Linked DNA regions of Mus musculus: region 1 is linked to region 2. A link is a contact called in ENCODE Hi-C data. All regions are on one chromosome and are shown on one strand. The core of a region is the stretch at or near the end of the contact, and the rest is flanking DNA. Distances in the headings are between cores, read along the strand shown.

Evidence for each region. Hi-C counts contacts between places; a loop is a spot of excess contacts on that map.
Region 1: a map of heart shows a loop between it and region 2 (3-fold over the local background). The contact joins the promoter of 4930452A19Rik here to the enhancer-like site in region 2. A Hi-C loop is called at or near these places in 5 of 37 maps with a recorded cell type or tissue (gastrocnemius and heart).

What each region holds. Positions count from the first base shown.
Region 1 is chr17:9,774,529-9,778,021 of GRCm38, reverse strand. It overlaps 4930452A19Rik (RIKEN cDNA 4930452A19 gene), which reads left to right and starts at 2,156. Exons shown (of 4, transcript NR_045433.1): 1 at 2,156-2,179; 2 at 2,936-3,143.
Region 2 is chr17:10,036,709-10,039,790 of GRCm38, reverse strand. No RefSeq gene overlaps it. Among named protein-coding and RNA genes, the nearest start is that of Gm34972, 110 kb to the left of the region's middle. Within about 2 kb of position 1,695, at least 1 of the 3 ENCODE cell types and tissues checked has a DNase peak (open chromatin) inside an H3K27ac peak, as active enhancers do; it is heart, where a contact is called at or near this core.

The DNA.
Region 1 (3,493 bases), core at 907-3,406, 260 kb after region 2:
TGTAAAAAACTGGCTGTGTGAAGGATGATTCTAATCTTAGCAATGGAGAGGTAGAAAATGGCCTATCCCTGGGGCTTACTGACCATCCTCTGTAACTGGACTAAGTCCCACTGAGCTATCTTGTCTTGAAGAACAACGTAGGTAGCTCTTGAAAATACTGTAGGTCTGCCTCTGGCTTCCACACGAACATGCATACACACGCACCTAAACATGCATCAACATGTATGAATACACACGTTGAATACACATATGCCAAGAGATGGGGAGGAAGAAAGTAAAATTATTTCAACATCTAGAAGGGAGGGAAAGGATTGAGCCCCATCAGAGGGCATTGCATGAAGATTGCAGCTGATGTACAAGTTCAATAGGAGAGGCATTAGATTACACAGTATTCTAAGATGGACACTTCCCATCTCCACATCTCCCTGCTTCAGACCTGCCTACAAGCTGGTGCCCCCTCAGAACACCAGCTGCCTCCTTTTTTTCTTTCCAATAATTTCCAGTTAGTGGCACCTCCAGACAGACTGTTGACTTCTGGAACATTTTATTCTGTGCATTTAGTATTTGAACCTTTCAAGGACACAGAGTCTCATATGTCTGGGCCACCCTTTGGAGACAGGATGCTTTCTCCACAGCTGATTAGCTATTTGGGAAGGAAGGAAGGAAAGGGTCACTGCCTGTGGCCAAAGATTCAGGAGGTAGATCAGGTGGCAGATGACATCAAGAAGGTGCCTGCAAAGCAGACTGGAACATGTGGTTCAGGGAATGCAGAGTGGACAGTCTGACTTTTCACCTAACAGCTCTGGCTTGGAAGGAATCAATAGTGATTCAAGTTGCTTTACCCAACTCTTGAGGAATGTAGGGGAGGCGTACTAGAAATGACATGTTTCTGATCTTTTGGAAGGTTTAAAGTAAGACTGTGTCCCCTGAGGGAGAAAATCCTGGGATTTCTGATGTCACCGTCTTTGTAGCGTTAGTGGCAATGGATGAGGAGACACAGCAGACACCTTTGGAACTGGTTTCTGCAGCCAGGTTACAGTAGAGCTGGCATTCTGGACATCCGAGCACACATGGTAGTATTCTCTCTTCGCAGAGATGAAAGCCCCTTTAAAGCTCTCCTCTCTCCTTCCCTTCTGAGGATAGGGCGGAGTTCTGATGGAGCTGCCTCTAAATGTTGGGATTGGATGCAGTTTTGCAAGTAGGACCCTAGTTCCTGTGGCAACTTCTTTACTCTTCTGTTGTCCGTTGGCTCATCCATCTCTTGTGCTGCCTCAAGCAGAGGTCTGGACTGTTTTGAAGCTTTGAAAGTGAAAGAGTACACTTTGCTCCTCAAAGGCTTCTGCTGTGTCTCACTTGCGGGTCCCGTCATTTTTTTTTTTTTTTTTTTTTTTTTTTTTTTTTATCCCTCATTTGCTTCAGTCTTTTCTCATCCAGCATGGACACCGAGCAGGGCCAAACTGGCTCTGTTCCCTTCTCATTCTTGCCCTTGCTTTCAAGCCTCTTTTACTTTTTATGCCAAAAAGAAAGAAAAGAGAAAAGAAGACCGTGTAGGAGGCTGGCATTGCCATGGCAACAACACTGATGGGGGCCTTTGGATTTGAGCTGCACTTGCAGGGAAGTACTGGCCTCAAAGAAGCTAAAAGGAAGAGGAAGCGGGGAGGGCAGGAGGGAGGGAAGAAGGGAGGGAGGGAGAAAGAGATGGAGGGAGGGAGGGAGAGAGGTAGGGAGGGAGGGAGGGAGGGAGAGAGAGAGAGAGAGAGAGAGAGAGAGAGAGAGAGAGAGAGAGAGAGAGGAAAAGAAAAGGAGAGAAAGTCAGACAACAACGGAGGAAGTGGGTAGCAAGTAAGGGTGGCCTAGCAAAACCCTAGATGCATTTGCGGTGACATCACTGCCTTTCCCACAGAGACCATTGACACCGGACGAAGCGTCCATTCAAGTCCCCAAAGCCACTCTCCAGGTCTGGTGGGGGAGCCCCCACTCTCACCCTGAATGCTTTTTTTGTTGGGGAACAGTGGAGCGTTTCTGAAAACTTGCATAAATGACTGAGGAATTCCCTGCCCTTGCCAGGAAGTCCAAGCCACTTGTGAGCTAACAATACGGAACTTTATCTCCTGTCCTATGCTGGAAGTTCCAGCTGTAGGCTCCGAATTCTAATAAGGGCTTTACTCATGCCGCTGAGGTTAGGGTAATATTTTATCCATCTCCTCTTTTCACTGAGACGCAGTCATTGCTGCTGTTGAGAGCCAGAGGCAAGTCCTGAGGACTGAGGTGGATTGGGGTACTAGTGGGGAGGGTGGATCATGGAGCAACTAAGAGGAAGGAAGTCAGAAAATGGTTTTTCTATTATTAGCTTGATGGGCCCACTTGCTGCTTGTGGGACTCTACACTGACAGGGTGAAGAGAAAAAGTTCACAGTGACTAAGGACCCCTGAACTAGAAATATTACTTTAGGACAGGGTCCACTTTTGGAAGAGTGCTCAGTTGTCTCCACATTCGCAAAAAGCGCAGAGGCAAAGACAGATGGCATGCCCAGCATTAGAATGCCTGCGCCTGCTCTGTTAGCTTCCGTCTCTGTGTCTGTAGGAAAATGCCTGTTTATTGTTTAGTGCTTTCCTGTTCCAGATTTGCCAATTCAGCTTTGAAAAGAAGGCTGGCTTTGGGCTAAGTAGGTGTTAAATCCCTGCCATGTAAGTTCTTAGAATATCCCCTGAAAGAGCCAGTAGGTTGGGTCAAGTATGTCCCCAGGGAAGCCCGGAAAGATGTTTTCTAGTAGCTGGATAAAGTGGTGACATTTTAAAGAATGCACAACATGGCAGGTGTTTATTGTCACAAACCCTGTTTCAGTTAATTTTCAAGGGACTCCCCAGGGATGTCTATTCCCAGCCCCTTTGAATATGGCTGCGTCCTGGTGCTCACACTTCTGCCTTTGTTAAAGTCTGACCTCAGGTCTTCCAGGAGCTTAGATCCTGCTGCACAGAACATGAAAGATGGACCCGTCAAGGAGAAGAGAGGAATCTTCTGGGGAGTATGGGGGAGCAGAGCATGTGACCCCTGTGCAGCTGCTTCCTCTTAGAGTTTTCACCCATGAATCACACATTCAACTTCCCGGAAGACGCAGGACGGCCCGACCTACAGAGCAGTATGTAAGAAGAGAAGTAACCAGATTCTACCTGCACTCTTGCCAACCCTAGAAGTTGCTAGGTTCAGGGCTAGGGTCTGCTGGGAAGGCTCAGGAAGACAGGATGGCATGGACAAGGCCATCTCCCCAGAAGCCCTTCTTTCCTGCTGTTTGGAACACTGGCCTCAGGGAAGGGATTGAGACTTGAACACCATTGGGGGCTGTGGCCTCTGAGATGCTACTTTCTCATGTTGTGGATAGTATGAATAAGGGGATCTGGTGCCCACCAGGGGCATGCCAGAGAGGAAAGAAAGAAACAGGAGCAATGGAGATGAGAGTAGGGTGTGTACCAATATGTCTCTCCCACCTTGAGAA
Region 2 (3,082 bases), core at 446-2,945:
TTCTTGTGGCTTTACTACTGCAGTGGCTCATCCTGGTGGGAGCCCATGACAGAGCAAAGCTGTTTACCTCATGGCTAGGGCTTGAACTGGAGAAAAGCAAGAGACCAGAGTTCTCTAATCTCTGTCAAGAGAGCACACACTCCTAGGGTGGTTGGTATTGGTTGTCATATTACCTGTGGTGGGAAATATTCCACGTGCTGGGTGATGTGTTTATAAAAAGATAAAGAGGTAGGGGGATATGTTCTATGGAGGTGTGGTGAGGTATGAGGGAAGGGGATGTCTCAGGGGACCTATGTAGAGGCATCCCCCCACCCCCCAGGACCAGCCACAAGACAGTATAGTATAGAATAGAGTTTATTTAGAGCATGGTGAAGGAGGGGGAGTTAGGAGGGTAGTAGAGGCAGAGAAAGGCAGAGAGAGAGAGGGAGGGGGGAGGAGAGAGAGAGAGAGAGAAGAAAGAAAAGTAGAGAGAGAAGAGAAGTAGAGGCCAGCCATGGCCACGAGCACATGGAGAGAGGGGGAAGGGAAGGGAATGGGGAAGGGAAGAGCAAGAGCAGGAGAGAAGCAAGTGATCAAGAGAGCAAGAGGGGGAGAAGGGGTCAAGCAACTTCTTTTAGAGTGGGTCAGGCCTGCCTGTTGTTACCAGGTAACTGTGGGGTGGAGTTTGAATAGAATGCTAACACTGGGGACTTGGACTGGATGGAAAAGAACAGTGAGTTGAGCAGCACTTGTCTCCCTCTGCCTTCTTACTCTGTAAGCACTGTATATAGTTCCCCTAAGCTCTTGCTGACATTGCTTCCTGCCACAAGACTGTATCTTCTAGAACCGTAACCCCAAACCAACCCTTTCTCCCTTAAATTGCTTTTGCTGGAGATCACACCTATACTACGTGGGCCTTTGGGAGTCATTTCAGACCCAGAGCATAGCAACATCCATACAACGCCACTGTTTCTTCCGAGTTATGAATGTTTCATTAAAGGAGCTTGGTCATTCTGGGATTAGTGCTTAGCTCCCTCTGTCCCTCACATGTGGCAAATGCTGCCAGGATTGAATCTCACAGGAGAGGATGTTGTTTGTTTGCGTGTTTGTCTTATTTTAAATTGTTTTGGGCAATGGAAGTTCTGTAGCATTCCCACACTTGACCTCTCTGCAGTGTCTCAGTAGGCAAAGCACTGGGCTGGTCCTGAATTTAAGAGGGTCTGTGAAGTGTCTTCTGAAGTTTCCTCATTTTCTTCTTACTCTGAACTCAATAAACAATTATTTCTGCCATCCTTTCTATCATTTGTCTCCCTCTGAGCTCCATTGAGGCTCAAGGCTGGCCAGACATTATGGAGGTAGTTTCTCTGGGTGATCGCCTGCAGACTATCAGTCTTTCCCTGGGAGGGTCTGCATTCTCTTTACAATCTAAACAACCAAACCGGACTGAAATCTCAGTACTGTTTCTGGCCTATAAACAGCATGCTATCTTTGGTTCACTTCCTGACACCTCCCCGGGCTGTTTGGGTTTTTACAAACATCCTCATGGCTCAGGAAGGGTGGGCTGAATTGTTTAGGAGTTCAAGGAGTTCCGAAGTCTTTCCCTTCAGTCGGTCAGGCTGGATTTTAAATGAGTCAGGCCAGGACGAATGGGCACTCCTAGGGGAGGAGAATGAGAAACCGGGCAACAGCAGAGACGACAATCCTGCCTTCAAGTCCTGTCCAGGGAGCGTCGGTGAAAGCGATTGAGGTTTATTTCTAGCAGGTGTGTTCACAGGCAGCTGTTCAAGGGACTAACATGGGCCAGCTCAGGACAACCTGGGGCCCATTTTGCCTTGCCATGTCTTGTCCAGAAAAGCACAGCTGCAAAGATACTTTACCAGACAGCAGTAGTCACACACGGACTCAAGAATCCGGACAGAGACAAAAGCACATGCATAATCCTCTCAGAGAAGTACAGACCCACCTCTTCCCTCCATTCGTCTTTTCCTTCCCTGTTTAAATGGAAGGGCAAAGAATAAAGCCTCAATGGGCTGTCTTTCTGTTCTTCATCCCTGTGATAATAGCCACTGTGATACTCCGAACAACAAAAAAGGAGCACAGGGCTGAGGCACTGGGCCAAAAGGTCAAAACAGAGTCCCTGATTTGTCCCTGAGAAAAATATGTGACTTTGGGGAGAAATTTTGGAGCAACTGCAGATCCATGTGTGTGCAGTTGGAAACATGTACTACATGGAAACACCCACCTTGAGGCCCACTGGACAAGTGCAGTTCCCACCCGTAGTTGGTTTCGGGAATGCCCAGGTTTCAGCTTTGATGCTCTCTACACTGATAGTAAATTTCCAAACCTAAAATAGATTGTAAACTCACACATTTGCACATATCCACTTCTCTGCCTCATTAATGCATCTGAGTGCTAATGAAATGTTAGCACACGGTGATGTAGACTGAATAGACTTTATTCCCAGGAGTTCACAGTGCTGGGTCGTTAACATGCCTGAGTCCCAGAGCTCTGAAAGGCAGCTTTGAAAATGGTCTAGAATGGTGATGTACTGGCCAAGCTGTGTTTGCTTGCTCTCTTCTGGGTTCTCAAGCTTCTAGAATTGGTTCCACTGTGCATCAGTTTTCATTCTGGTCCAGTAATTTTTATGGCTCACATCGAAACTTCAGCTGAATCTTTGTTTATCAACCACTTCAACTCTTTTTTTTTTTAAAAAAAGATTTATTTATTTAATGTATGTATGAGTATACTGTAGTTGTCTTCAGACACACCAGAAGAGGGCATTGGGTCCCATTATAAATGGTTGTAAGTCACCATGTGGTTGCTGGGAATTGAACTCATGGCCTCTGGAAGAGCAGTCTTAACCAGCCCCACTTCAACTCTTGAGTATAACATCTTTAAAGGAAGATGCTGGGTAACTAGTGTCCAGCAATCTTCCAAGGCACACAGGATGTTCTTGGCCTATGTGAGTGAAATGTACTCTGCTTTTTCTCCTCCCTTGGAGAGCAATGGTTCTTCCACACAACCAAGAGCTTTATAATAGCTGAACTCGAGAGGCAGATGCAGGCAGAACTCCATGAGTTTAAGTCCAGCCAGGACTACATAG